Linked DNA regions of Homo sapiens: regions 1, 2, 3, 4 and 6 are each linked to region 5. The links are chromatin loops, found by intact Hi-C in ENCODE. Cell type or tissue: OCI-LY7. All regions are shown on one strand. Region 1 has its middle 31 kb from the start of LINC01255. Region 2 overlaps PIEZO2 (piezo type mechanosensitive ion channel component 2). Region 3 has its middle 5.2 kb from the start of PIEZO2. Region 4 has its middle 140 kb from the start of LINC01928. Region 5 overlaps PIEZO2 (piezo type mechanosensitive ion channel component 2). Region 6 overlaps PIEZO2 (piezo type mechanosensitive ion channel component 2).

The links. A loop is a pair of places that touch in the nucleus more often than their neighbours do. Peaks named below come from ENCODE experiments on the same cell type or tissue, not always from the same donor. Only the 100,000 strongest peaks of a DNase experiment are listed, where the experiment ranks them.
Region 1: a loop joins it to region 5, with 2.5 times the contacts of the local background. A loop is called at or near these places in 7 of 110 quality-filtered maps.
Region 2: it touches region 5 in a loop (12-fold over the local background); 2 of 110 quality-filtered maps call a loop at or near these places.
Region 3: a loop joins it to region 5, with 11 times the contacts of the local background. A loop is called at or near these places in 80 of 110 quality-filtered maps.
Region 4: it touches region 5 in a loop (2.9-fold over the local background); 7 of 110 quality-filtered maps call a loop at or near these places.
Region 6: a loop joins it to region 5, with 7 times the contacts of the local background. A loop is called at or near these places in 11 of 110 quality-filtered maps.

Annotation. Positions count from the first base shown.
Region 1 is chr18:11,517,158-11,522,157 of GRCh38, reverse strand. No RefSeq gene overlaps it. Among named protein-coding and RNA genes, the nearest start is that of LINC01255, 31 kb to the right of the region's middle. RefSeq lists an enhancer at 2,612-3,112. In OCI-LY7, CTCF peaks have their summits at 2,672 and 2,877 (motif pointing right); a DNase peak (open chromatin) is centred at 2,897.
Region 2 is chr18:10,948,290-10,953,289 of GRCh38, reverse strand. The region is part of intron 3 of PIEZO2 (piezo type mechanosensitive ion channel component 2); the gene reads left to right. Among named protein-coding and RNA genes, the nearest start is that of MIR6788, 190 kb to the right of the region's middle. RefSeq lists enhancers at 1,143-1,292, 3,525-3,684. In OCI-LY7, no CTCF peak of the experiment used is centred here; DNase peaks (open chromatin) are centred at 1,529, 2,199 and 3,509; H3K4me3 peaks cover 3,589 bases; H3K27ac peaks cover 4,959 bases.
Region 3 is chr18:11,152,303-11,157,302 of GRCh38, reverse strand. No RefSeq gene overlaps it. Among named protein-coding and RNA genes, the nearest start is that of PIEZO2, 5.2 kb to the right of the region's middle. In OCI-LY7, CTCF peaks have their summits at 2,515 and 2,714 (motif pointing right); a DNase peak (open chromatin) is centred at 2,732.
Region 4 is chr18:11,308,525-11,313,524 of GRCh38, reverse strand. No RefSeq gene overlaps it. Among named protein-coding and RNA genes, the nearest start is that of LINC01928, 140 kb to the left of the region's middle. In OCI-LY7, CTCF peaks have their summits at 2,642, 2,846 (motif pointing left), 3,877 and 4,088 (motif pointing right); DNase peaks (open chromatin) are centred at 2,824 and 4,124.
Region 5 is chr18:10,848,873-10,853,872 of GRCh38, reverse strand. The region is part of intron 7 of PIEZO2 (piezo type mechanosensitive ion channel component 2); the gene reads left to right. Among named protein-coding and RNA genes, the nearest start is that of MIR6788, 92 kb to the right of the region's middle. In OCI-LY7, CTCF peaks have their summits at 1,734 and 1,938 (motif pointing left); a DNase peak (open chromatin) is centred at 1,922; H3K27ac peaks cover 490 bases.
Region 6 is chr18:10,784,708-10,789,707 of GRCh38, reverse strand. PIEZO2 (piezo type mechanosensitive ion channel component 2) reads left to right here. Exons shown (of 56, transcript NM_001378183.1): 15 at 343-629; 16 at 2,524-2,672; 17 at 4,751-4,924. Among named protein-coding and RNA genes, the nearest start is that of MIR6788, 28 kb to the right of the region's middle. In OCI-LY7, CTCF peaks have their summits at 2,007, 2,208 (motif pointing left) and 4,912; a DNase peak (open chromatin) is centred at 2,187.

The sequences.
Region 1 (5,000 bases), 670 kb before region 5:
CAGAGGAATAAGTGAAAACCCAAGACTAAGCTTTATGGCCAGCGAGGTCGTCTTTCAAAGTCTCATTATGAGTGAAGGAGGGATGAAATTCTTTTGGTCACAACTCAGCTGTCTACTAGATTGCTCATGGCCGTGTCTCACTCATCAAAAGCAAATGGTTCTGCAAGTGTTTGGTGAAAGGAGATTGTCCTAAGCATTCTGGAGGATACGATTTTTGTGTCCTGTGTGTGACTGTTGTATTAAATGTGAACTGTTTGAGGCATCCTCCCAAAAATGAGTACTCTAGAGTAATTGCGGAGAAGGCCTCAGGGAGGGGGCCACTGGTAGACACTAATGGCTGTGAAGGTGAAGGTCACTGGTACACACTGATGGGTATGAAGGTGAGGGTCACCAGTACACACTGTTGGCTGTGAAGGTACACACTGATGGCTGTGAAAGTGAGGGTCACTGGTACACACTGATGGGTGTGAAGGTGAGGTCACTGGTACACAGTGATGGGTGTGAAGGGGAGGTCACCGGTACACACTGATGGGTGTGAAGGGGAGGTCACCGGTACACACTGATGGGTGTGAAGGGGAGGTCACCGGTACACAGTGATGGGTGTGAAGGGGAGGTCACTGGTACACAGTGACGGGTGTGAAGGGGAGGTCACCGGTACACAGTGATGGGTGTGAAGGGGAGGTCACTGGTACACAGTGATGGGTGTGAAGGGGAGGTCACCGGTACACACTGATGGGCGTGAAGGGGAGGTCACTGGTACACACTGATGGGTGTGAAGGTTTCTGGTACACATTCATGTGGTGTGAAGGGGTGGTCACTGGTACACACTGATGGCCATGAAGGTGAACGTCACTGGTACACAACGATATGTGTGAAGGTCACTGGTACACACTCATGTGGTGTGAAGGGGGGTCACTGTTACACTGTAATGAGGCATAAAAGTGAAGGTCACTGGTACACCTTAATGAGTGTGAAGGTATCACTGGTACACACTGATGGGTATGAAGGTGAAAGTCACTGGTACACACTAAGTGTGAAGGTCACTGTATACACTGATAGATGTGAAGGTCACTGGTACACACTGATGGGTGTGAAGGTCACTGGTATGCACTGACAGGCTGCAGAGATGAAGGTCACTGATACACATTGATTGACCTATGAGTACAACTTTCAGAGCCTCAGACAATAATAGCCCCACTGGAAAGAATTGAACCTGGACAAGTAATATATGAAAGAAATAAAAAGAGCAACATGTTTCATTTCTAGGGCCCATGATCACAGATAGTTTTTCTTTGCTTGTTTATCACGTAGACCTTTTCCATAGTAGGAGAAGCCATTTCCACTTAGAAGCACGAAAGCACCAAGCAGGAGAGTACCCACCCCAAGAATCGGGACTCCAGCCTGGTGATTCATCATGCCTGAGCCAGGAGTTCCCCTCGGATAACGCTGTGGTTTGGAATCAGACTGGGTTTAAGGAGAAGTCTTGTCAATACTAAATAGGCATGTCGAGAGATCAGTATGCAAACTCTCCTTTTTCCTATTCCAGCTTTGCATAAGGTGAGAGCAGTGACATTAATTCATTTTAAAGCACATAAATATACAGTTGTGTTTTGTGTTGTCCACACATATTCTTGCCTTACTGCATATTTTGTACATATGAACACTGGTTTTAAAGAGGTAAAACATGGTTTTTGACCTCAAGTTCTGTTGGAAATGGTACATAGATAAAGGTTAGCAAATAAAGACAGCTTCTCCTCTTTCTAATATATAATCTTACTATTTTCTGAAAATTACAGTTGATTAAAATTTAAAATTTTATCTCCCCTTTCTCTCTTATCTGGTGGAATTTTAGGGTGCACATTGCATACAGTTTAAAAATTTTTTAGAATGGTTGAAAACAATCTCTTTTTTTTTAAAGAGAAAAAATTGCATTGCTGGCTGGTGTTTTTAAAAGTTGTATATAGGCCGGATGCGGTGGCTCACATCTGTAATCCCTGCACTTTGGGAGTCCAAGGCGGGAGGATCATGAGGTTGGGAGATCGAGACCATCCTGGCCAACGTGGTGAAACCCCGTCTCTACTAATATACAAAACATTAGCCAGGGGTGGTGACGTGTGCCTGTAATCCTAGCTACTTAGGAGGCTGAGGCAGGGGATGGCTTGAACCCGAGAAGTTGAGGTTCTAGTTAGCCAAGATTATGCCACTGCACTCCAGCCTGGTGACAGAGCAGGACTCCATCTCAAAAATAAAAGTTGTGTATATTAAATAAAAATTAAAAAATAAATCAGAGCTTAAACAGGTTTAAATTTTAAATAAATAAATTACAGCATACCATGAATATAAGAGTCTGAATGGGAGGTCTAAAATTATTTTACATTAAAAACTGAATTTACCTTCCTGGAAGAAAAAAACATTTCTAGGGCTATTTTATGGTAAAGTAGTTTCAGAACTGGTTGGAAGGAAATAGGGGATTTGCCAAAATGAAAGGCATTTTTTAATTGCTGAAAACATGCTCCGTTGCTACCAAGATTTGAGGCGATTTGAGCCCCTTTGAAATTTGGTTTTGTTTTCACAGAGACACTTTTATGCATCTGCAAATTAAGTGTCATTAAAAAAATATTCTGTTGGCCAATGGGTAGACGACCTGCCCTGCCCCATGGCCACCCGGGAAGGGTCTGTAGTCATGTGGTGTTTTTTTCAAGGTCTCGTCGGTGGAGTTGTCCTTTCATTGATCTTCTTATTTATATATTTTCAGCAAAACTGTGTGTGCATTTTCAGAAGTGTGGGTTTGGGGAGATAAACGCATAGCTTTCATATTCTGAATGGGATGTACAACTCCCCCAGTGTTAAGGACAGAATTGGCTGCCATAAATTGCCACTAGAGGGCACGCATCCGCCAACAGAGGTGCAAGAACCTGCCCCCAAGGGCCCAGCAATGCAAGGACACCCAAAGCCGGCTTCGCATAGCAGAGCCCAAACCCACTACCCTCGCTCTCACCTCGCAGCTCCGCAGAATCTGTTCTTTCTCAATGCTCTGCCATCTCCTGCCATCCAAAGGTCCTCGCCTATCCTGACCCCATCCTGTGCCCCTGGAGGTCCCGTCAGCTCCATGCCTCCTGTGCGACAGCCGTGATCCTTCCTGTGCTCCCATGCCTGTTTTCTCCAGCGCACCTGGCACTGGGGCAGAGGCAGCCTCTCCAGCCAAGAGCTCCAGACGCCCGTTGGAGATCCCCACACGTGGAAGGCGTGTTTTGGTAGAAAATGAAGCATTCACCCTTCGCTATTAAGCACAGCAGAAAGATGCTGCCAGGCTCTGAAAATTCACATGAAAGCCTTTAAAAAAACTGAGCTCCTTTTATGAGAATGAAACTCACCTCTTTTAGGCATTGATGGTTTGATCCATAATTAATTAGGGGACTTGTATCTTGCTCCAGAAAAAACATAAGTGGCCAGATGTCAGTGTGCTGTTCCTGAAAAGTTAGCATATATGCAGGTGCTCCTTTTAATACAGAAGAATTGGGAGTTGTAGTGTCAGTGCTAGGCAGAGAGTAGAACAGCATGCAGAGAAACTTCTGCCTGGCCTCTGTGTCCCTTCACTGAGGTGGTCAAGCTCTTTAGTTCTGGTTCTCCCATGGGCTGGACAAACCCAGTGTTCCAGGCCAAGTCCAAGCAGATACCGAAGATCAGCTCGTGGCCTCTGAAAGTTTCTTAGTGTCAGTCGCTGAGATGCTTTCCCTGGGAGCCAGAGGCTCCCTCCTCTCCAAACTTTGAATTTAAAATTATTGGCTCCCTAAGGACCCCCACCCAAAGTATGGCTGCAGTTGCCTGTTGATGAGTCAGACTCTGTCATTGTTGGGTAGATGAGATAAAGAAGCTCATTTCTTTTGCCTTTCCCATTGATGCTGGGCACCCCATGGCCCTACTGTGTCTGCACCTGTGAGGGCGGCCACGTGAGTCTGCTCATGCAGGGACTGCCACACCCACAGCCTCCAAAGCCCTCAGCACCTTTTGCTGGATTCTCATTTTATATCAAGCCATGGGCATCGAGTAGGTCCCCCACAGTACAGTCCTGTTCCTTTGCTGAGTGGGTCAGAAGAAACCAGCCACCTTCCAAGCAACATGATGACAATTTGGAATTCTTCCAAAACACTGTGCCTGGGCTGCTTTCGTTCTGAGAGGGAGCGCCTCATCCATCTGGTGAAACATGGGCAGAGGCTGTGAGCGGGGGAATGCTGTGATAGGGTGGAAGCCTACCAGTCCTGCTCTTAGCCTGTAGTCTAGAGTTGGCAGGCCTCTGTAAAGGGTCAGATAGTAAATGTCTTAAGCTTAGCAGTCTCTGCCACAATAATTCAACTCTAGCAATGTAGCATGGAAGTGGCCATGGGTGATATGCAAATGTAAGGATAGTGTGTATGTTATGGTAAAACTTTATTTATAAAAATAGGTGGCAGACCCATTGGGCCGTAGCTCTAAGCCACTCTAATGGGAGATTAACTCTACAGAAAAATGGCCAATAAAGCAACCTTCTCACAATAAAGACTCAGAGCCAGGAATAAAAGAGACAGACATCTGTTTTTAACTCTCTTAAATCCTTATGTGGGCTCTTGTCACCCCTAAAAGCCTCTGAAGTCCTAATAGATTGCTGAATGAGATGTCTTATGCAGACAGCCTTCTCCCAGGGCAGGAAAACATAGTCACCATCTGGCACAGACCAGAGCCCATGCCTCATGCACATCTGTAGATGCTCAGATTTTGTCTATTAGGGTGAGCCTGTGGGGAGCGGGATTCTTCATACAACAGGCTGTTTTCCCCATAGAATATTTGCAAGAGAGACACTTTTTTCCCCTCCCTCCTTAACTGCATTGCAAAATGTATGTTCCATGGAAAATTCTCCAACTAACACTTAATCAAACGGCCCAACTGGCCACTTTTCCTCTCAGCTGGCCTCCAGCTTTGAAGATAATCACTGGCACCTGGCCTGGGAGTCTGGAGCTCAGACG
Region 2 (5,000 bases), 99 kb before region 5:
CAAAATCACAACTCATAAGAGAAAAAACTGATAAATTACACTTCATCAAAATGAAGAACTTCTGCTCTTCAAAATCCAGTGTTAATACAATAAAAAGGCAAGCCACAAATTGGAATAAAGTATTTACAAACTATATATCTGATTAAGGACTTGTATCCAGTATTTATGAAGAACTCTTAAAACTCAATACTAAGGAAACATCTCATTTTTTTTAATGGGCAAAATTTTTGAATAGACACTTTACCAAAGAAGATATACAGATGATGAATAAACACATTAAAAGATGTTTAACATCACAGTCATTAGGTAAGTGCAAGTTAAAAACCGGAGATGACTACTATATACTTCTTAGAATGAAAAAAAGAAGGAAGGAAGGAGGGAGGGAGGGATGGAGGGAGGGATGAAAGGAAGGAAGGAAGGAAGGGAAGGCATTCCAAATGCTGAGGAAATATGGAGATGTAGAACACTTGGAATTCAAATACATTTCTGGCGGGAATGTACAATTATATAGACACTTTGAAAAATAATCTTCCAACATATTATAAATTTGACCATATACTTACTATTCAGTCCAGGAATCCCACTGGGTGATATTTCCTCCGGTGAAGTGAAAATTTGACTTTAAAATTTTAAGCAAATGTTTAAAGCAGGTTTATTCGTCATTGCCCCAACTGGAAGCAACTTCAATGTCTTTCAGCAAACTTGGTCCCTGGATGGACTACACAGGTCAACAATAGAAAGCAACAAACTATGGGTACATGCAAGAGCATCTCAATTCAGCATTATGTTAAGTGAATTCAGACAGTATCAGAATGCTACATACTATATGATTATATTTACAATAATTAGTGAAACTGTAAGGGTAGAAAGTGCATCATTGCTCACCATGGGGTGGAGGATCAGGGGAGTGGCTGACTACAATGACCATGGAGAATTTGGTGGGCTGATGGAACTTTACATTTTGACAGTAGTGGTAGTTAAATGACTGTATGGATTTGTAAGAAATTGAGAAATTATACATGCAAAAATTTTACTCTGTGTAACTTATAATCTAATAAGAAAAAAAATGATTTAAAAAGAGCCAGCGACCACAGTGGTAACACATTGGAATTTTCCTCTCACTGTTTCACTGTTTGTTTTGGGGGCTCTACTGAAGAGTAGAGAGATCAGAGCAGTAGATTCTGGTTTTGCTGTACCACTAAGCAGCCACAGGTTCTCAAGATCATGATGACTTTCCCCAAGAGCTATTGTGGAGGCCAAATCAGATAATGTTTCAGAGACAGTTTCACAATATAAGAAGCCCTATACTTGACAAAGTACAGTTATAATTATGTATAATATTTGGCAGTGATAAATTCTTCATAGCATTTTCCTGTTTCATATCTCATAATCATTCATTAATTTGGCAAATATTACTTGAATATTTTGGCACACTCTTGTCCCCAAAGTGTTCTAGCTCCAGGGAATGATAGATAAGTAAGCTACAGTCCACTGCCCTTGGGGAATTCAGAATCAAGGGTGACAGGTAGACTTATCAACAAGTCCTGTAATAACATATGATGAAGCTGGTACAGAGATAAATATGAGATAAAAAGAAGTGGTTCCCAAAAGAATGATTAAAGTTCTCCTCCAGGGGTGGACCTTGGAAAGTAATCCAAGAACTTGGAAAGTCTTAGATATCATTTATAGGAGTTTAGAATTTAACCTATAGGTGGAAGGGAGCCACTGAGGGTTTTAAGTAGTGGTGGCAACACAGCAGATGACGTTTTAGAAACATTATCTGGCAACGGTGTGAATTTTTGTGCACATACGTGTTGGGGTGTGGATATGCATGTGTGTGAGAAGGGATTTGGGCATTGGAGGCAGAAAGACAGGTCAGAGACTTGTCAAAGTTAAATAAAATATGTAGAGATGAATCCCTCAACTTAATCGTCAGATTTCATTTGGGATACAAGAATTGCAATTCGGGGAAGAGTCACAGACCAGATGGTCTTTGGTATGTCTGAGAAACAAAGAGAAGGTTTTATAAAGAAGGGAAATGTTATGTATTGTCTTGTGAGAAAGTTCTTTGGTATTAGTAAAGTTTTGGAAAGCTGGAAAGCTCTGATTGGTTACTGACAGCAGTGGGTAAAATTAGTCATAGAATTGCAGCAGGTGGTTGCAGCAAATATTAGATAAAACCAGTTTCGGGTTACAGCAGGTAGTTTCAGCACCTGGACTTGCAGAGAATTACATTTTTGGAGCAATGTTGTGTGCCCTGAGTGTTTTTTTCCCCCAGCTTCTCAGCTGTTTCAGTTGGGTATAACAAGAATGACCCAATTTGTATGATCGACTTTCACAGACTGTTGGGTGAAAAACAATGAGAATCCAAACTAAGGCAATTGCAGAGCGATTTTAGAAAAGGAGACTGCTTCAAGAAATATTTTGGGAGTAAAATCAGCGAGGCTTATTGTCTAATTCCATGTTGAGGAATGGGAGACAGAAGCTAACTCAGTGGATGAAGATACCGTTTAAACAGTGTAAGGCCGGTACGAGGAAGCTCGGATTTGGTACAGAAGAGGGAAGAGGAGGAAGGGGAAGGGAAAATGTTTGACAGGTTTGTGTTTGAAATCCTGAGATCAATGTGTGTGTAAATGGATCTATGGTTTAGAAAAGAAATCTTAGAGACACAAAGTTGGGTGTTATCAGAATACTGGAAATAGATAAAGCCACATATACAATAACTTACTTTTCTCGTTCCCTAGTTGGAAGAAATAACCAAAGACACAAGTAATATTCACCCGGTGATCAGATATCACAGTGAAATGACAAAGTATCATGCCTTAGTTTTTGCGAGTGTAGATTTTGTTCAGTCCTTGTCTTCCATTCTGTCCTTCAAGCATGTGTTTTGTTGTGTTTTTGAGTCTCCCTCTTCCACTAGATTGTGAACTATTTCAGAGAGGCTTATTTCTTTCTTACCTTCAGCTTTAAGCCTCGTGCCTGGCACACAGCAGACACTCAAGTTTTTAAGTGATGTGACGACTGGTGATTATCTATTGACTTTCCCCCGTCTCGTTACATAGAGCATACTAATTTGCAAATGAAAAAAGTGGGCTTATCTATGCTAACCCCTTGGCTGGAGTTAAACTATAATTCATAATTTATTTTCAATATTAACCCTCATTAAAATATATAGGGTACTGCCAACATTTTTAGAAACTCTTACCAAATGTAAATCGAGTTCAACACCTGGTTCATTCATTTTTTAAAAGTAATATTGTTTTTCTTTGTTTTCATAAGATTTAAAACAAACCATCATTACTGCCTCAATCTTATTCACCCAGTGTTTTTTGGTGAAGTATTTGAAATGTATTGCTGTCTTTCAAGGACACTATTAGAAGGCCTTCTGAGCCAGAGGAGGCTGCCTTCTGCTTATCGGTCTTGTTATCAGTGACAGTCATTGTGGAGGATGTAAGTTGAGAAATAGGAGAGGCATCACTTTGACCACAACTGTGTGTCAGTCTCCTGAATGATTTTCCCTCCTGTTTTGAAGTATCTGATAATGACTTCTTAGAGGGTCTGGAAAGAAAACACCTTCTCTCTGCATTTCCCTTAGATACTCTGCATAAGCTGGCCTTGTATGAATGCAATAATTTTCCAACCAATTGTGGCTGGTGTCACAACCAATTCAATGCACTTCTGAGATTGTTTATCCAGATGGAATAGAAAAATGTGGTGCAGGGCTGCTGCATGGGACCCGGGAGCCAGAATGGCTGACTTTTACCCTGACCTCACTTTGTGCTTGTAGACAGAGTGGGAATCCAGGTTCTTGGAGCTCTCCTGTCACCCCTGGGCTAGAGAACAAAGCCCTTGGAGGATGCCTACGAAGAATGTTGAGAACAAGTGCGATCTTTAGCCCAACCTCTTTTTTAAAAGCATTATTTGAGCATGTTCAGGTTGCTTTAATATAATTTGTTTGATTGTTCTTGTTTTTGTAGGGTGTATTGCATTGATTATGTGAAGGGCAAATGTACATAGACTCATCACTCATATCCTGCATTAGTATTGATTTAGACTGCTACAAACTGGCAGGAAATGAGAAAAAAATGTTTCCTACTTCTCAGTCATAAGCCAATTAAAAAATTCAAAATGTATACAATTACTTCCTCGGAAATTTTATCTCAGAATAGATATAACTACAATTTCTACTAACCAACAAATGACCATTTCTGTATGATGAATACTCAGGGTTCTAATATTCAGCCTTCTTTTAAGGACTTTCTAATTTTGCATTGAGATGGACACATTTCATCTATTATTCAGGAGCAGAGAAAACATGCTTTCATAAAAGCAACCTGTTTACAAAAGGCTGGCTGTTATAAACAGGCCGTAACACCCTCACATATATTGTTATGAAAGTGAAGGTATGCATCTGTATGTATCTATACAAAACACACCATTTAATGTATTTGTGTATTTGTATTTCTGTAACATACACACATTATAAAATCAATCTAAGGTCAAATTCTCCATCATAAGTGTGAGTTGACAGAGAGGATCATATCTTTGTAAAATATTATGAAATTATATGGCAGTTTGGAAAAAGAATCAACGGTGGTTTTGTATCTGCTTCCAGACATTTCCCCCTCTGCAAGCTTAAATTTGCACACAGTACCCCACAGCACTCGAGCGCGTATCTCTATCGCCAAAGTGATTTCTATCATGTCCTAACCTCATTAGTGAACACACTCACAGACTCTCAACACCCATTCTAATCAAGAAGCAAGAAAACAAAATGCATCAATCTTAAAACATCATCAATGCAACAAATTAAGCACAAGGTCAAATTTCATTAGGGTTATTTGGCATTTGCTGGTAGTGAAAGATTGCATTAAACCAAAAAAAATGCATCACACGAATTTTTTTGTAACACATACCCTTTAGTAAGTCTTCTAAGTCAACAAAATTAATTTTATCTCGTAAAGAAGCTTTGATAAATAAAGAGCTGTTGGTCAGAATAT
Region 3 (5,000 bases), 300 kb before region 5:
CCTAGCTCCTTTCCCTGTCAGCCCACTCTTAACTCGCAGTAAGCCAGAGGCAGAGAATGTTGGTAGAATGTGAGTATATCAAGAAGTGAAATAAAAACAGTTGAGTTCATTCCATGCAGTCTGTCAACTGTTTGCTAAGAACAAAGTGCATATGCCTGTACAAGCTAAACAACACAAAGTGTGTGATTTCAATAATTCTGCATATGAGTTGAATGCTCTTATATTTATTTGGATTTAAAACTGACATTGTGGAATATAAATATTTATGGTTAAATTATGCTAATAATTTAAATGATTTTGACTTTTACTCACTTAGAACATTAAATGGCCATATAAAGTGCTATGGCAATTTGAGAGAGAGAGGCCGTAGAAGAAAGGGAAAACCTTTATATTTAAGGATTCTGAGTAGCACTTTTTTTTCTGCCTTTTGAACAAGGAGCCCACATTTTCATTTTGCACTGCAGCTCACAAATTTTGTAGCTGGCCCTAGACTCATCTGAGGTGGGAGAGCAGTTATCTGACAGAATCTCAAAGAGTTGTCACTGTTTTGAGACGCATAACATCAGAAACTTGAATTTTGGAAAAGACATTTTATACAACAGGGGTTCATTCACCTTTAATTTTATAGCATGTTTTCTTTTTTAAAATGCTTGCTTTTCTCAGCTGTGTTAACAGAATACAAGAAAATGCATTTTTTCCTTCATCAGAAAGAGAGAAGGAACCCCATGCCAGTAATAATCCAGGCAAGGGGACACAGGGACCCCCATCTCGCTGAGGGATTTTGATTCCAGAGGTTTTGCTTCTCACTTGACGGGAAGCACACTGTTGTCTTCTGCTTATTTTAGTAAGGGGACTGTGATGGTTAATACTGAGTGTCAACTTGATTGGACTGAAGGATGCAAAGTATTGTTCCTGGGTGTGTCTGTGAGAGTGTTCCCAAAGGAGAGTAACATTTGAGTCAGTGGACTGGGAGAGGCAGACCCGCCCTCAATCTGGGTGGGCACCATCTAATCAGCTGCCAGCACGGGTAGAATAAAAGCAGGCAGAGGAACGTGGAAAGGCTAGACTGGCTTGGTCTCCTTGCCTATATCTTTCTCCTGTGCCGGATGCTTCCTGCCCTAGAACATCGGACTCCAAGTTCTTCAGCTTTGGGACTCTTGGACCTTCAAACACAGACTGAAGACTGCACTGTCGGCTTCCCTGCTTTTGAGCTTTTGGGACTCGGACTGGCTTTCTTGCTCATCAGCTTGCAGACAGCCTATTGTGGGACCTCACCTTGTGATTGTGTGAGTCAACATTCCTTAATAAACTCCGCTTCATATATACATCTATCCTATTTTTTCTGTCCCTCTAGAGAACCGTAATACAGGGGCCATGTACTCACATCCCAATATGAACAAGCAAAACTCTTGTCTGAAGGACCTGAAAGAATCTTAGATGAACCCATGATGTTTATCTTGTCACTGGGCAAGCCAGAGAAAGTGTCACACTGACCTACGGAGAAAAGCTTTTCAGTCAGGAAGTTCACCCTCAAGGTCTGCTTTCCTGTTTCAGGAGTGTGGCTAAGCATTTGCTCATGCCCGCCAATGCCCTCCATTTACAGAGGAGTAAGTGGATCACAGGAATGTGCTCTTGGCCCGAGGAATTGCATCTCACTGGCTACAGTATTGCTGCAGGCCCAGAAGGCATCTACACATTTGCTCTGCCTGTACAAAGATTTAAAAGAAAGCAGATTGAGCACACAAAAACCCCAAAGTGGGAAAACCCACAAAACCCAGAAAGGTCAAGCAATTTATTTAGCAACATTTCAGCAAGAGGTTGCCAGAACTGAAATGTCCCAAGTCTCTTGACTTCCTGCCAGTGCACTTTGAGTCTCCCATCTGAGAAGCGAACAGCAGCATGAAGACAGGACACTAAAGACAGCGAACTCCAGGTTTCCTGTGTGACAGTCCTTATTCCTGTGATCTATGACTGCCTATGTCGGTTGTTTTGCTTGTACTTAAGTGTTTACTACTGTTTCAATTTAATGGAAAATAGAGAAGCCCATAAATTGGAAACCATATGACCTGGCAAACGGTTTAAGCTGTGTGGGACGTCCAGTTGATGGAATATGGAAATTTCCTGTGAACTGCTCTTAAATCCTTTAACACATAGTACTCTCTGCTGCCTCTGGGATGTCATCTGTTCTTTCTGCCTGGGAACATTATTCCTTCTCTTCTCACCTAGGTAACTCCTTTATTCAGTCAACAAATATTATGCCGTCTGTACTATGGGCCCCATGCTCTTTTAGGTCCTGGGGATACAGCCATGAACAACAAAGTCCCTGCCCACTTGGAGCTTACATTCTGGTGAATCTACACTCACCCTTCAAGATGTGACATACATCTCCTTCTCAAGGGATCTGTCCTCCTGTGCCTCCCCCAGAGGAGGTTGGGTTTACCATTTATACTCTCCCCTAAGGCCCAATACTTCTTCAGAGTTCTTTGCAGGCATGTATTATTTTCTTCATTATTTATACATAGTTGGTTAATGTCTGTCTTTCATTGCTGGATGGTGACCTTATGAAGGCAGTGGCTATGCTGGTTCTGCCCACTGCTGTATTTCTGAGCCCATCAGCCTGCAACATGGGCTATAATCAATGTTTGTTTGTTGATTGTGGCTAATTGCATGCTTTCTGCTAGAAGTACTTGTATTTTTTCAATATACTTCTAGCCAAAAGGTGGCACTGCAGGAGAATAAGTGAACAAAGCTTCAAACTAGTTAACTGTAATCATTGGATGGGATCCAATTAGTTATAGGCTAGTGTTAGAACTAGAAATAGCTTATTTCAAAACTTGTACACACGCATATCCATACACATATTCGAAATCTCAATAAAACCAATGAATGAAAGTCACCTAAGCTTATTAAGAATATTAACATTTCTATGACCATTGCAGAGATCCAGATGCAGTTACAAACACAGCTAGAATCCAAATTATGATTCATTAACTAATAAATATCTATTTAGGACATGGACAAGTTGAATTTTTTTATCTCAGTGGTTACAAGTAAAGAAAAAAAACCTGTAATTTTTTTTGGTTAGTAACTTGCTTTGACTTACTACAATTTCATTGCAAAATTATCCTCCAAATTCCAGCTCCCTTCCATAAGTCTTCTTATAGCATGATAAGCCTTTCTGAAAAAATGATATTACAACCAGCAGCCTCTTCAAAGGCTTCAGCAACAAATACACAGACAGCAGATAGACAACTGCTAGATAAAAATCTGCTCACAATGTTGGCTGTAAATAATGAATGGTGGTTTCCATGTTTTAGCATTGGCCACCTGGGTGCCTGTGGTGCCCAAGGCAAGTCACCAACTTCAGCAGAGCATCCTCCCCACAAATCGGAATCTCTTCCTTTATGTGTTTACCTCCAAAAACCAAATACAAGTTTACATGGTCCTTTTATTTTTATATGAGATATATCTGATGTGGTTATGGGTGAGTGTGTATATGTGTGTGTGAGATTGTGTGCACATGCCTCTGTGTGTGTGTGTAATGGAAGTGTGTAAGTAGAATATGATTCACTTGGAAACAATATTTTGCTTTATATTCTGCTTTATAGATGAAATTTTATCCATGTCCTCATATCCTCCAATCTAGTTGGAAAGATAAGGCCCATAGACATGTCGGTTAGCTGCGTTTTCAAGGTTTTTGAACTACAGATACAAATCAGCAGTGTGCTTCAGATTCGGCATCCATATTACAATTCACAAACTGCAGTTAAGGCTACAGTATACATTTTACGTAGGCTTAGCAGGAAGATTCCACCAAAGGGCCAGATGTCAGAGACAGTGAATTTCACTGTGCGTTGCTCTGATGAGGGATAACTTCTTTAGCAGAAGTATGAGCAGACCATGTCTCCTGCACATTATTAGAAGTTGTCTAGGTCTTTGGAATTTGGAGACTTCGAAAATACTTCTGCTGTAAACATTAAATTGATAGCTTTTTAAAAATGTACAACCTCAGCATATATTAGCAAAAAGAAGAAAGCCATTCAGCTTCCAAGTTTTCTTAAGAATAAGAGCCAAAATCTCTGTGGCTTCTAACAAAAATAACTTCCAAATAAATATTGTGCCTTATGACACAATGATAATTATAAATGAGAACTAGAAATATATATATATTTAAATTTTTTAGTTAACATATATGTAAGAAAAACACATGTGACCAATGCTAGAAGATATTCTCCTTAATTAAGTTGGTAAGAGGTACCACATTCTCCACAGGCTGGATGGCATCAATGGATTTTGGCAGATTTCACTGAAGGAAGAAAATGCCAGGTTGACAAACTTTATATTCCTTGTGGGAGACATTGTTTTGTAAAGTTCCCATTTGGGACAATATCCATCTCTGAGATCTTTCAAAGGAAGCTAACAAAGTATCCCAGAGAATAACAGACATAGAGCTAAACATGACACAGGGCTAAACACATTATCTGTGTTTTCCTAGTAAGCATGATACAAACAAATTAGTGTTTGGGACAAAGATCGAGTTTCTGAATGATTTTGTCAATCAGTGCAACAGTAAACCAAATTTAGAAAAGATAAAAGCTAGGGCCAGGTGCGGTGGTTCACCCCGGTAATCCCAGCACTTTGGGAGGCTAAAGCGGCTGGATCACCTGAGTTCAGGAGTTCGAGACCAGCTTGGCCAACATGGCAAAACCCTGTATCTACTAAAAATACAAAAATTAGCCAGGCGTGGTGGTGTGCGCCTGTATTCTCAGCTACCTGGGAGGCTGAGGCAAGAGAATCACTTGAACCTGGGAGGCGGAGGTTGCAGTGATCTGAGATTGTGCCATTGCACTCCAGCCTGGGCAACAGAGTGTGACTTCATCTCAAAAAAAAAAAAAAAAAGATAAATCTAAACAGGTGAGATGAAATGCACACAAGGCAAAAAATGACACACTATGGAGAAAACCTTGAACACTTAAGAAAATGTTGATCAGTTCTTAAAC
Region 4 (5,000 bases), 460 kb before region 5:
TAAAAAAATAAAAAGAAGTAAACACATAAGAAAGGAAGATTTAAAACCAGGGACAAATATTAGATGCAGTTGTTCTTTGTACATGGGTGAAGGAGGAATACATCCTGTGGGTTGTTCTTGATTAAATACCATAATAATTAGCCAGATCTTGGTACCTGTACTTATTTAAAATTGTTTAAAAATATACTTTCATGCCTTCTGTTTTTATTTTATAGTTACTGTAGCCTTTCATATTTCTCCGAAAGTTCAAATTATATTTATTTTAAAAATCATCTTCTCTCTTCCGGATGCATTTTGTCCTGAAGAGTTGCACATGCTGCCTCTGTGTCATGGTGCTTGTGTTTGCTGCTTCTCAGGCTTGTAAACATCTCCCTCAAGCCTCCCAGCTCTCTCCTCCTCCATGGTCGGCTTATTCAGTCTCCACTTGTATTCAAGCCCTTCTTTCTTTCTCAGCTCAGGATGTTTTCTTGTTAATTGCCCCGAGAAGTAGTCGTGGTGGTCATGAGCCATTATCCAGATGCTGCTGCCTCCCAGGCCCAGCCCCAAAGGATCACATGCAAAACAGAGGAAATGCACTGCAGTGTGTTATCAAGCTGGGACCCCAGTCCAGAGACAGATGGGAAAGTCGGCGGAGGTGAGGGCAGATGGGTGTGAACCGGAGATGCTGGTCTTGATTCCCGGCCTCGGCTTCCTGCACCTGTCGGCCCACACTTCTGTGCACTCCCCCATCTCACCTGATAGAGCAATAATATGTCTTCTGTTTATCCCAGCATCCCAGCATCCCAGCATCTTCCCAGAAATCAGATAATCTTAGTCATTCACATTTCTTCAAGCTACTTTATGAACAGTCTTCTTATATGGCATGGTTTTTTAAAAAACTGGAAAAGATTTCCTGCCTCTAAAACAGTTTAAGCAAAATTGGAAAAGTAGCTTTTGTTCTTGCCCACTTCTGCTTATATTTCTGATTTTATGATTATGTAGGTATGATTATACCTGGTGGATATGATACGTAGCTTACCCTATTTTCAAAAAGATCATCTCTTTATTCCTTTAAGGTTATATTATATGAGTCATTTCTGTTCAAATGACGCCGGCTTCTTTCTTAGTTAAATTTAAAAATGTTTTTCCCAGGCCAATCAGGAACTTCTGGGATTTGAGCATGGCTACTCCCTTTTAATGTTATGAAGTTATATATTAAAGTTGATAAATAGTATCTTTATTAATTTTACCCCAGTTATTTGCACCCCTGGACATGTACCTGTAGTAGAATTCACTGCAGAAGCTCAATTTAAACGCCCTTGTTTCTGACCCTCACTCAAAATCTGTCCTTTATGTCACTTGCAGGTCAAGTTTAGTAGGTGTTATCTCTTGCAGGATAAGAAAATAGGAATGTGTCAAATAGGACACATTCCCGTAGGGTCAAATAGGAATGTGCTCTAAAATATTTTTTAATTTTTAAATTTGCTTTCTACAAACATATAAGCTTTTAAATCTATAACATTTCAAAAACAAAATAGTAGAAAAACAAAGCTCTTTGGATGACACCATCATTCACAGAGGAAAACAACAATAATGTACTCTTATAAATAAAGATGAAAAGATGTGGGTTTCACATCAGTAACTTTCAGAGTCAGGTGATAATATTCAATGGCAATATTTTTGTTAGACCTCCATCACCATTTTATTGTCTTCAAGATAACAAACTTATGTGGCATTTTAAGTCACTCAGTTGCCCAGAAATATACTTTACAATCCTTTTATCTTGGTGAGTGCACCAGGAAGTTTTATTACTTGGTATTAAATATTCTGTGAGAGCTTTATTGATTCTTTTTTAGTTATAAGGTGGGCATTTGATTATTCTTGATTTTAAAAATGTCTGGTTTTTGTTAACCTCAAAAGGAAAGCTTTCTGGAACTTGTTGGTAATCTGACTGTAAGGTGACTGACTTAGGACCTGCCATCAAGCTGCCTTGGAACACTCCCAGAAGACTCTCTGTGAGAGATGGGAGACCGCAGCTGTGGGTACCCACCCTGCCTCGATGGGGCTGCTGGTCATGGATTTGGTAGATACTAGGCATTCATATAAGACCTCATTTACATAAAGGGCTTAATTGTTGTAACCACCTCCAAAGCACTGCTTTATTAGCCAGAACTTTAGGGACTAGATGACCCCTTCAGCACCTTGTCATAGTGAACCTAAATTGTTCTGAGAGCAGTTGTGGCTCTGTTCATAAGTAGCCCCCTAGTCCCTATCTGTGGAGAGAGGGGATCAGGTGTGTGCCCTCTTCAGACCGCTCAGCATCACAGGAAGACCTTAGTCCTGCCTCGCCCTCCAATCAGCTAACATCTGTGGCTTCACATTAAACTGGAACCACTGTCCTTCTCTACCTAACAAAAGTTACATTGTGAGAAATATTTACAGATGATTAACTGTCATTGTCCTCCTTGAATCTGTAGCCAAAATACTTAGAACAATTTTTTTTGTGGCTTACTTACCAACATAAAAGATCTCAAGGGATGGATTTTGGTGTTACCTTTACTGCTGCTTTATCACCAGCTCTCTATTGCTTCCTCTTCTGTAATTTCTTCAGCAAGTATATTTTAAATTTTGTTACAATACTTATGTGTTTATGTAAGCTATTTACAACCCCTGTTTTTCATTTTATAAGGAAATAAAAATTTAAAAATTTGCAATCTATTTATAATGTAGGATCAATTTAAATCAGCATATTACCACTCTGAAGGATGGTAACTTGTTAAGCCTTATTTCTGATGATTCAATGAAAAGCTTTATCTAGCACCTGCACTTGACCCTAAGGACTGTGGTCTCAATGCTGACCTCTGGTGGCCATGTTCTGCCAGCCCCTGCCCTGCCATCCACCCCTGCCCTCTGCCTTTCCAACTGCTGTGTCTTGTGCTCCAGTCTTTAAAAGAGCTACCTTTGTTTTCAAGCTACAGCCATTATTGTGACAAATATATTGCTCCTACGCTAATATATATATATATCATGCCTTAACTCCAGGAGCCCATTTACAGCTAGTACTATTGAAACCAAGGGGTTAATTTCATCAGGTATGCCTGCCCTGTTTGCTTTTGATGGCCTGCTTTTTTGTTGTTTTTGTTTATTCGTGTTTTCCATGAAGCCAAAGGCCTTGACACTCAACGCTGATACTTAATCATCACTGACTACTTTATGCATAACATTAACAGGTCAACATGGTAATGGTTGCTTCTGTTGCTTTTCAGAAACTTGGGCCAGCTCCTGTTCAGTTCAAACTGGTTGAGACCACTGACACTTCAACGGAGCCTGTGCAAGTGCCCGAGAGGTGGCCTTTTGACTTCAGAAGGCCCAAAGTTCCACCCTTATGTTATGCTAATGCCGCCTTTCTATACATATGTCCTATGAAATACTGTGAACCCTGTGCAGAAAGAACCTGTTACTTCATTTTCCCCCACTGCCAATCACCTTTCCTCACCCTGTGTCCCTAACCCATAAATATCCCTCAGCCTTATCTTCAGGGAAGTGGATTTGAAAACTATTCTCCCACCTCCGCACTTGGTGTCCTTGGGAATAAATTCTTTCCCTCTTACAAAACTAGTGTTACAGTGATTGATTTACGGCACATGGGCAGAACAGACCTACACCTGGCTGGTAACACTATCAGGTACCAAACAATGAGGAAGAACAGATAATGCAGAATTTTTTGTATATCTGGCCTGGCTTGCAATGGGACTGACAGACTTCTCACATCACTTAGTGGAACTGTTCATTCCACCTTTTCTTTGGGCTTTCTCGGGTGATTATAGCAACACCTGAGAAGAAAATAATAAAGACATCAACACAGTGGAACTCTCCTGAAAAGCCCTTCTTGTGTACCTGCTCAGGGTTTCGTGCCTTTGTTACTATGCATCTCCATTAGGTGTCCAGAGACCACAGAAAGGTCAGCCAGATGAAAAGGTTACTGGGTCAAAATAAGTTCAGAAAAACTTCATCACAGCAAAATACTAGCCACAGAAATAGTTCTGAGGTAGGAGATCAGCAGGACTTGTTTTCTGATCACAACCTTGCTGATCTAAACAGGATGTAGCAGAGAAACTGGCAGAAACCAGCAGATGGCAACAAAAGCAACCTCTGGTTGTCCTCACTGCTCATTAGCAAAAAGGCACTCCCACCAGCGCCATGACAGTTTACAAATGCCATGGCAATGACCTGGAAGTTACCTTATGTAGTTCTGGGAACTCCTCTGCCCCTTTTCTAGAAAATTCCTAATAATTTGCCCTTTAATTATTATATAATTGAGATTGGGTATGAATATGGCTCGCCAGCAATCCGTGGGGACTGCTGCTCTGGGCTGCTACCCTGGCTGCTGCTGCTCCAAGATGCTCTGCCTATGGGATGGCCCTGCTCTGTCTGTGGAGTGGCCATTTTGTTGCCCACTGTTGCTCTAATAAACTTGCTTTCCTTCATGGCTAGCTCGCTGTTGAATTCTGAGTGAAGCCAAAAACACTTCCAGGCTGAGATGCAATTCTGGGGTTTGCCTGCCTCAGTTCTTTCTTTTGCCTACTAATTTCTATGAAGCAAAATGGCCATTACTCTGTCATTGTGAGAGATACAATTAGAATGCACTTCAAGAACAATCAGGAATAGCGTCCCTTGTGTCAGACCCTGGCAGACAGAGCTGGCAAATCACTCAAGATTTGTCTGATAACAGGAACTATCACAATCTTTTTCCAAACCACAGCTTACCACATGAGTCACACAAGGACAGCTAGCAGCACAATACAGAATAGTTGCCGGTTTCAATACCGTCTCACCAACCCAATCCAAAACTACAAGGGCCTAACTAAAACCCCAAGATCAGAAGTCCTACCTTGCAATGACTGACACTGGCCCATCAGAGTCACCAGCTCTTGCAGGATGCCGCCAGCACCAATAAGCTTTCTTTCAAAACAACTTGCGTAATCTCCTCTTTCCCCAATAAACTCTTGCCTTTTCCTTTG
Region 5 (5,000 bases):
TGATTTCTTAGGTGTATGATGGTTTTGTGGGTAGACAGAAAAATGCCATTATTTTAGGAGATACATGGTGAGTTATTTAGATAAGCTGTGCCTTGATGTCTGCAACTTAAAAATGGCTTAACAACCAACATAATAGATTGATAGATACATACATACATAGGAATAGTTAACAGAGAGAAGACAAATCAAATTATTTAAACTAGGTGATCAGTATAGGGTTATCCACTGTCCTATTTGAACTTTTCTTTGCATGAGGAAAGGTTCATAATTGACAGTTCCAGAAAAAAGAAAGGGGACAGAAATGGTAATGTTAGCAGTGAAACACATCTGAGTCTCGCAGCACCAAAGTATGTTACTGACAGCGAATTCCCATGGATCTGCTGCAATTTCAATTTTTGCTTCCTTAGAAAAATGAATTCTACTGAGGTGCATAAGGCAGGAGAGACTGAGGCAAGTTTTGGAGCAGGAATGAGTGACAATGTATTAAAAAGCTTTAGAGCAGGAATGAAAGGAAGTGAAGTACACTTGGAAGTGGGCTAAGCAGGCGACTTGAGATCAAGTGCACGGTTTGACCTTTGACTGGGGTTTTATACATTGGCTTGATTCCGGGGTCTTGGGCCCCTTTTCCCCTGATTCTTCCCTGGGGGTGGGCTGTCTGCATGCACAGTGGCCTGCCAGCCCTTGGGAGGGGCTGCATGTAGTCTGTTTACTGGAGTTGTGCGCATGCTCACTTGAAGTGCTCTTCGCTCACTTGAAGTGCTCTTCCCTCACCGAATGCTCCTACAAGGTCATGTACCAGTTAAACTCCGCCATTTTACCTCTTACTGCACATGCTTGAGCCCACTCACCCAACTCCTGAAGTCTTATCGGGAAACTGTTGATCACCAGTTTTGTTTTTTTTCTGTATATTGGGAGACTGCCTTCCCAAGCCCCCAGCTGCAACCAATTACTATTTTAGAGAAACAGTGTAAAAACCTCCTGACTATCACCTTATGGTCTCCTGACGTTCCCGGTTGGTGGGTGGGGGGTGCCCTCTCCTGCCCCACTCATGCCTGACCACTTACCTCTGTAACAGTAGAAGAGGGTGTGAGTGTTAGGTGAAGACGGTGCCAGAATTCTCTCTGCTGTGCCTCTGGATGGTAATGTAGTGCTTTTTGTCTTCTTGTTGAGAAATGAGGAACCTGCAATTTAAAAGAACATGAATATTATTACCATACCAGCAATACAGGTTTGCATCCTTTCAAGACATCATAATGTGGTTTTAATGTGATCGTAAATTATAAAGACAGAATGTGTGAGAGGGCCCAGTGGCCTTGCTTTGATTGATTTATGTGTAAAATTTGGCCGTGGTAAAACTAGTTGTGGCTGACTGTGTCTATACAGTGCTAACAAAAAGAGAGAGAGAGAGGGCACATGCTATAGAGAGCTATTCAGTCAAATCCTTTAAGACCACTTAAATTCAGTTAAAATAAGTAAAAGTTGGTGCTGGACACAAGCATCCACACCCACACACACACACACCCATCCACACACACACATTCCCACCTTATTCTAAATCCAGTTGGCTCAGTTGATTGTATTAGCCTGGCAACTGGAGAAGTGAAATTCAGTCTAATAAGAAAAGAATTTTGTATAGACACAGTAAAACTGGGGAGCCTCTTTAATAGTGCATATTCACATAATATTTACTCCAGGCAGAAGTGAATAAAAGCTAAATTTCAGTGCAGACATTATTTCTAGACTAAATTAATGCTTTTAGTTTCCTTTAAACGTTTAATTTTTAGTTTGTTGAACACATATAGCAAAAAGTTTTGTACTGCTGAAAGAACTGCCTTTTAGAGGATGACTTAATTGAAAATGTAAATATCCTCTGTAGGGCAGAAGTTTTTTGGTTTTTGGTTTATTCTTTCTACTGGCTTAAGGATCTTTTATGCCATCTAGCGGCTGAGGGTAGAAAATACAAAGAATATTCAGAACCACCTCGAAAATACTAGATCAGGCAAACTTTCTCTGTAAAGCTTAGTAAATAGTTAAGGCTTTGAGAACCATATGCTCTTTGTCACAGTTCTTTCAAGAAGTCATTATAATGTGAAATCAGCTGGGCACCATGTAAAATGATCATGGCTGTATTTCAGTAAAACTACAAATACAAATTTGCATTTCATATTCCTTTTACATTTAATGAAAATTTTTTTAAATTTTTCCCCAACCATTTAAAAATGTAAAAATCATTATTAGCTCATACATGGCACCAAAACAAGCACTGAACTACACTTGGCGCAGGGGCTATAATTTATCATCTTATGGTAAAGATATTAACAGTTCTAATAGTGTAATAACATCATATTTGCTCTTCATTTGAATTGTCATAAAAGTAAAATTATAATTTATTACAGACATTTCGGTACATCATCCCCTTAACAGTTTAAAAGGTCTGTTATTATAATCTCATAGAGTAAGACATTGGAAGTTAAGTTGCTTATCAGGGAATAGAAAATGTGAGCTAAACAATGCAGTATGTAAAGTTCCTTGTTGTAGATTTCCTCCCCATTAACTTGCCGATAACAGGACATTACATTTTATTCCTTTAAAACATGGAAATTAGCATATTTAAACCATAGCTTTATCCTAGGGCATAATTTCAGTGTATTGTTATTAACCCCAAACTCTGAGTTGGAAGAAAACAAACTGCAGACTGGCAAAAAAAAAAAAAAAAAGATAAAAGAAAAAAAGAAAAGAAAAGAAAAAGAGAAAGAAGGAAACAAACATAGAAATAAAGAAAATCACCATGGGTGGGTGTTTATCACAAATTTCATAACCACGGAGACTCCAGCCCTTCTGTCTCACTTCCTGGATAGATAAAGCTGCCCTTAAAACAGTCCAAGCAATTTTTATCTTCTGGTAAAAAAGCTTTCAAATGTGCTCTCTGGTGAGAATTAACCTTATTTTTAGAAATATTGAATTGATATTTTTTGTCACACTGTTATACTAAACACATGTTTTTTGGTCATTTGGAAAAATAAAATAATAAGAAAAAACACTTTAAAATGTAATCCTTATTCCCAGAAATAAATACTATTGCTTTTTAGCCAAATTTTTTTCAGAATCTTTCTTATGTCTATAGGTACTTTTTACAAACAAATTTTGAATCATATTGCACATACTATTTTATAATTTGCTGTATTTATGCAAACTGTGTATTTTCCTATGTTATAAAATGTTCTAAAATGTAATTTTCATAGAGTGCAAAGTGATTGTGTAGCTATATTAGAATTTAGTCAACCCCTGAGTTTTAACCACGTAGATGATTTCTCATTTTTGTTCTCATGAATAAGGCTGCAACAAGTGCCCACATTACTTCTAAATCTAAACAAAACTTAATGATGAGCAAGTTGCAACCCCACATTCTCGCAGCTGTGAAAGAGCCTTTGCAGGGCTGTGGGGGTGCTTGCTTCTGCTGGAGGATGCACAGGTGTCCAGGTCCTAGGCCAACATAATGTTAACTAGCTTACCGGTTTGCGATGCCCTCCCCATGCATATGGTATAAACTGAAATTCCACGCCGATGTGTGGCACAGGGCTGGAGTTTCATTTTTCTCTAGAGTAATCCCTTCTTTTCACCCCATGGTCCCAAAAAATCACGTGCTTCCTTCCAGTTTCATCTGCACATGTGGTTGAGTTTTTGCATTACTTTTATCCAGGAGAGGGTGAGAATTAGTGATTCCCTTCCGTTTATGCACACAGGTGTGGCACGAGCATATTTTCCAAAACAAAATGTAGGACTTATTATGTGACAGAGATAGGTGTACTTAGGGGAGGTTAAGATACTGGGTCTGAAATTGAGATTATTCTTCCCAAATCTGAAGTGCTGTAGTCTATTATAACAATAACTGCAAAACTCAGTGACCACACTCAGAAGTTGATCCAGCAGAAGAAAGCTTCAAGTGTATCCACATAACTAAATCTAAGACCAGTAATATACCATTCAAAACAGTCTGTTTAAAAGAATAGAGCCCTATGGCAGCTGTTAGTCTGGCAGGTCTCCCGAAGAAAAATGGTGAACTAAACAAAATTTGCCTCAGCTAATGCAAAGTAATTTCTTCCAAAGGTTTTGTATTTTCATAGGGAATTTCAGTAGACAGCAAACACTACAGTTTGCAAGACAGGAAGCAAGAATGGAAGAATTAATGTTATGAGGCTGATGTTCGGTTTCCCCCAGCTCGAGGTGTGCATATCCTCATGCGTTTCCTACTTGTAGGGCTGGCCCCGTTTACGGTTCAGGGATCCTTGGGCGGCTTCTGTCCTATAGGCATCCTGCGTTAACGATGCAGATGGTGCCCTGAGCAAAGCAAAGGAGCCGGGGGCGGGAGGACTCAATTCCTGTTTCACTACTGGGAATCTGTGGCCTCTGAGAGGCTTTAAAACACACCTGTACGTGATAAACTTGAGTTTTTCTACTTGGTGGTGCTTTCAGTTAAAAGCCAATTTTAATAGTTTGGCCGCACATCACAGCCTGCGTCCTTGTGAAGAAGATACCTAAAGAAATTCTGGATTGGGAGAGGGGCCAAGCGCAGTGGCCCAAGCCTGTAATCTCAACACTTTGGGAGGCCAAGGCAGGTGGATCACCTGAGGGCAGGAGTTTGAGACCAGCATGGCCAACATGGCAAAACCCCGTCTCCACTGAAAATACAAAATGAGCTGGGCGTGGTGCCACACACCTGTAGACCCAGCTACTCGGGATGCTGAGGCAGATTTGCTTGAATCCAGGAGGCAGAGATTGCAGAGGTTGCAGTGAGCTGAGATCGTGTCACTGCACTCCAGCTTAGGTGACAGAGCGAGATTCTGTCTCAAAAAAAAGGAATCCTTGGGTGAATTCTTCTAAAGACACTTCTTGACAAAAAGAGGGCTTTTTGTTGGTTTGCTTATCTTGTGGTGATCTGGATAATTCAGTTTAAAGTTCTGAAGTACTTAGAGTGGAGGGGATGGCAGGAGGCTGAAATG
Region 6 (5,000 bases), 64 kb after region 5:
AAATTGATATAGTCATTTAGATTTGTGCTATTGTTGCCTATTTATTTTTTACATCTCACAGTACTTAAAGCTATCACTGGATATCAGAAAGAAAAAAGATCTTGTATATAAATTAGTGTTACCAAATTTATTTTCTTGTAAACTATATTTTGAGAAGGTTATGAAAATTGACTTTTAATCTAGTTATAAATGTTGCTGAGTTTATGAGAATAGTCTAAAATCATCCAAATTATACAATAACTTAGAAAATGCATGCCTCTACATCCTATACCTATCACATGGTCAAAGTGTGGTCTGCACAGATAACCAGCTAAGTATAACAGCACAGTTTTCTATTTGAAGATGAGGAACTTCAAGATATACAAGTGGAAGGAGAGCCCAAAGAGGAGGAAGAAGAGGAAGCGAAGGAAGAGAAGCAAGAGAGAAAGAAGGTAGAGCAAGAGGAAGCTGAAGAAGAAGATGAGCAGGACATCATGAAAGTCCTGGGCAATCTGGTGGTGGCCATGTTCATCAAGTACTGGATCTACGTCTGCGGAGGCATGTTCTTCTTCGTCAGCTTCGAGGGTAAAATCGTAATGTACAAAATCATCTACATGGTGCTGTTCCTGTTCTGTGTGGCCCTATACCAGGTAGGTACACAGTTGACCATTTTAATTCTCACATCTCTCCCAGGAGTATACATGAGCTACCTCTGCAGAGATTTTAAATCACTAGAATCTCATGAACATGGATAAAGTGATTGGCAAGATTCAAACATCGTATCCCAAGAATCCTAAAATGGGAAATGACTGTCTTCAACTTGTTTACTATTTCAGAATTTCAGGGCTGGGTGCAGTGGCTCATGCCTGTAATTTCAGCACTTTGGGAGGCAAGGGAGGAGGACTGCTTGAGGCCAGGAGTTCCAAACCAACCTGGGCAAAATACTGAAACCTTGTCTCTACAAAACATTTTCTTAAATTAAAAAATTAGCCAGTTGTGGTGGCACACCTGTAGTCCTAGCTTCTTGGTAGACCAAGGCAGGAGGATCACTTGATCCCAGGAGGTCAAGGCTGCAGTGAGCTATGCTTGTACCACTGCACTCCAGCTGGGCAACAGATTAAGATGCCATCTCTAAAAAAAGTAAAAATAAAAATTTTAGGTTGTTGAAAAATCAGGAAAAAGTTCATACATAGGTTTTCCAAAAATTATTGATCAAAAAAAATCTGTAAAATTGAATTACATTTCTATTTCTTCCTTCCTTCCTTCCTTCCTTCCTTCCTTCCTTCCTTCCTTCCTTCCTTTCTTTCTTTTTTTTTTTTTGAGACAGGGTCTTGCTCTGTCCCTTAGGCTGGAGTGTAGTGGCGTGATCTCTGCTCATTGCTCACTGCAATCTCTGCCTCCCAGTTTCAAGGAATTCTCATGCCTCAGCCTCCCAAGTAGCTGGGATTCCAAGTGTGTGCCAACACCTCCAGCTAATGTTTGTATTTTTAGTAGAGACGGGGTTTCACCATGTTGGCCAGGCTGGTTTCAAACTCCTGGCTTCAAGCGATCTGCCCTCCTCGGCCTTCCAGAGTTCTGGGATTACAGGCATGAGCCACCGCACCTGGCCTGTAAAAATTGAATTATATTTTAAAATAGTAATTTAAAAGCTGGATAATCTGAAGTCGTAGAGTATTCCTAGGTATACTTTTGCATTTCAGGCTTTAGGGTCAGAAAAAGATATATGTGTGGCATGTGCCTGCTCTTTGTGTACATATATATATATGTATAGTGCATTGACTGCTTTCATATTTCATTAATTAAAAGAATTTCATTCATTAAAATAAGTTAATATATGAGATACATTAAAATGAGTTACTTCTCCACAGACTCACTTTTAACTGATGATAAAAGAGAACCCAATAATAGAAACACATGAAAGAGTAAAATATCTTGCAGGTAGCCAACAAAACAAATAAAGGAACTACAATAAACAAGAGTACATAATATGTTAAGATAAAAAAATCTCAAAAGAAATCAGTGAACTTTTGAATACTCTTAAAAATTCAGGATGGATGTTCTCTAATGAATATCCACAGCTTACGGTAAAACGAGATGTCTTTTTTCTGTGGTTGGTTCACATTTTCATTCATACAATATTGCTTTCAATTTCAAAATGGATGTGGTTTTCTCTGAGCAATGATAACCACAATGACAGCAGCACCTACCCTACTGTTCCTTGAGCGCCCCCTATGGGCCAGATAGCTTGCAGGAACCCATAAGCAATATCTATTTCATCCTCGTAGCAACCCTGCAAAATAGGCACTTATGGAAGGTTCAGCCTCTTCCCCACACAGTTAGCAATCATTTATAAAACTGGGGTTCTAACCCAGGACCACTCCACTGTGATAGACACGGAACATTAAAAACTAGAAATGAAATAGACTTTATTTTCAGACACTTGTAAATGTATCACTTGTCTTACTTGAATTAAACCAAATATTTTTGTGAGTTTTCCTAAAAGTGATTTTTTCTCATTTTTTTTTTTCAATGTCTGATTTGCAGGTGCACTATGAATGGTGGAGGAAAATTCTAAAATATTTTTGGATGTCAGTGGTTATTTACACTATGCTGGTGCTTATCTTTATATACACATATCAGTTTGAGAACTTCCCAGGCCTGTGGCAAAATATGACTGGACTGAAAAAAGAAAAGTAAGTGATTTTGAGTTGAAAATGATGAACAAGATGAAGACTTGAATGCATATTGTTCAAAGCATCTTTAAGGAAGATTTTAGTAAAGCATGATGTCATCAATGTCTATAAGTTCCTCAATAATAGAAATTAAAACTGAGTCGTTTTTGTGTTCTCTTTACTTAGCCCTTAGCTTAGAACATAATAGGCACTCCATGAATTTTCAGAATTTTAATGAAATGACATTTTCTAATGTTAGTTTCATGTGAAACACACCTAACACTTAGTCGTGCTTTCTGCCCTCCACATTGGAGCTCAGTTCTTCAGTTCTTAAGTAAGTTCATGCACTTATAACATAAAGTAGCAGACTTTGCTCATTTATGTTGCTGGGTGCTTAGATTCTAAGGAGTATTTAGCGCCAAAAAGAAATAAATTTCTCCAAGTGCTCATAGACTTGTGATGATGAGATGGTGTTCCTGTGCATGTGGGAGATAGTGCTCTATCCTTCTCTAATTTTCTTCTGTAAACTTCTGAAATTAGTTTGGAAATCCAGCCAGCATTGGGTTTTGAGCTGAATATATTGATGTGGCTGAGAAGGGAAGTCCCTTAAAAGTCTCTGTCCCTTAGAAGGGAAAGATAACTGTGTAACTACACCAACACAGCTGAAGTGTCTATACAATAAGCATTTATTAAATGCTGTCCATGTGCTGACACTGTTTTGTGCCTGGAATATGACAGGGAACAAGACAGACAAAATCTAAGCCCTGTAGATCTTATATTCTAGCAGAGGAGACAAACAAAACTATTTAGTGTAAAATAAGTCTATTATACTTTGTGACAGGTCTGTGAAGGAAACAGACAACAGGCTGAGGCAGTGAGTAAGGGGGAACTATAAATGAGTGACTGGCACGGGCTTTGCTGAGGAGCTGGTTTAAACTACAGTTGAAGCATTAGAAGAAGCTTGTCTTAGGAAAAGTGTGTGAGTTGGAGTCTGGGGTGTGGAAGGACATTTCAGGCAGAGGGAACAGCACATGCAAAGGTCCTGAGGCAAGTCAGAGTTTGGCACAGTTCATAAGAGGAACTGAAGACAGGGGGTGAGTGGACAGCGAAGAGTGGGGAGAATTCAGGCAGGCAGCTGGGATGTGCATGGCTTGTAGGTAGCATTATTTGTATTTTATTCTTGGTGGAATTTTCCAATCTTTAAAGATCCCTTGACTAGCTGAGAAAAAGCGATGTGTGGGAGTAGAAACAAGGAGACTAGTTAGTAGGCAGCAGCAGCGGTCCTGTGAGAAATGATGGGAGCTTCCCCTAGATTTGGTGGAGGCAGAGACGGATAACAGGAGTGGGCAATTCAAGAGGTGCTTTAGGATGCTGAAGGAAATGTGGATGAATGAGATATGAAAGAAAAGAACACAGGAGGCGTCTGACTTCTCAGTTTGCGCAGGGTAGACAGTTGTACCATTTATTGGTTCAGGGATACTAGAGTGGGGAGAGGGATGTGGAGGACAGCTTTGCCAAGAAAAATAGGAAAATCAAGAATACTGTTTTGGAAGCACTAATATAAAATAACTGTGAAACAACCAATTTCCAGTAGCAATTTGGGCACGAGAATCTTACAGGAGGAGCCTGCGCTGTAGATGCACTTTGAGTCCTTGGTGTAAGGATGATGTGTAAATCCACAGAAGAGGATTTCCCTAGGGGGAAAGCACAGCTGGAAGAGAGATCAAAACAGAGTCCTGGGGAAATTTCAGCCTCTAGAGGTCCAATAGAAAAGGGGGAGATCATGGAGGAACAAGAAACCAAGAGAGTGTGATGGTGTCAAGACCACACTTGCTTCAAGGAGGACCAGAGGTTTAATTAAATAAAGCTGAAGAAATAGTCCTGGAATTTGGGAATGTCAAGGTTTATTATTGACCATTGTTAAAGTAGGTTAGCTGGCTTGGTGGAAACGAAAGCCATATTGGACCATATGGGAGAGAGGGATTCAATAAACGATAGACCTGACAGGAGTGTAAGACTGTGATGTAGTTTATCACAAAGAGTTTGTGACTTCATTGCGTAAGAGAGGTTCCTGCTTTTTATTTTGTTTTGTTTTGCAGGCTTGAGGATCTTGGCTTAAAGCAGTTTACTGTGGCTGAACTATTCACTCGCATATTCATCCCAACCTCCTTTCTGCTGGTGTGCATTTTACACCTGCACTACTTCCATGACCGGTTCCTTGAACTCACAGACCTCAAGTCCATTCCCAGCAAAGAAGACAACACCATCTACAGGTGAGCCACTGGAAGAAACACAGACCTCTTATTAGCAGGAAGGCAGCTCTTCAACCCTACCTTAGGTTGGCCACCT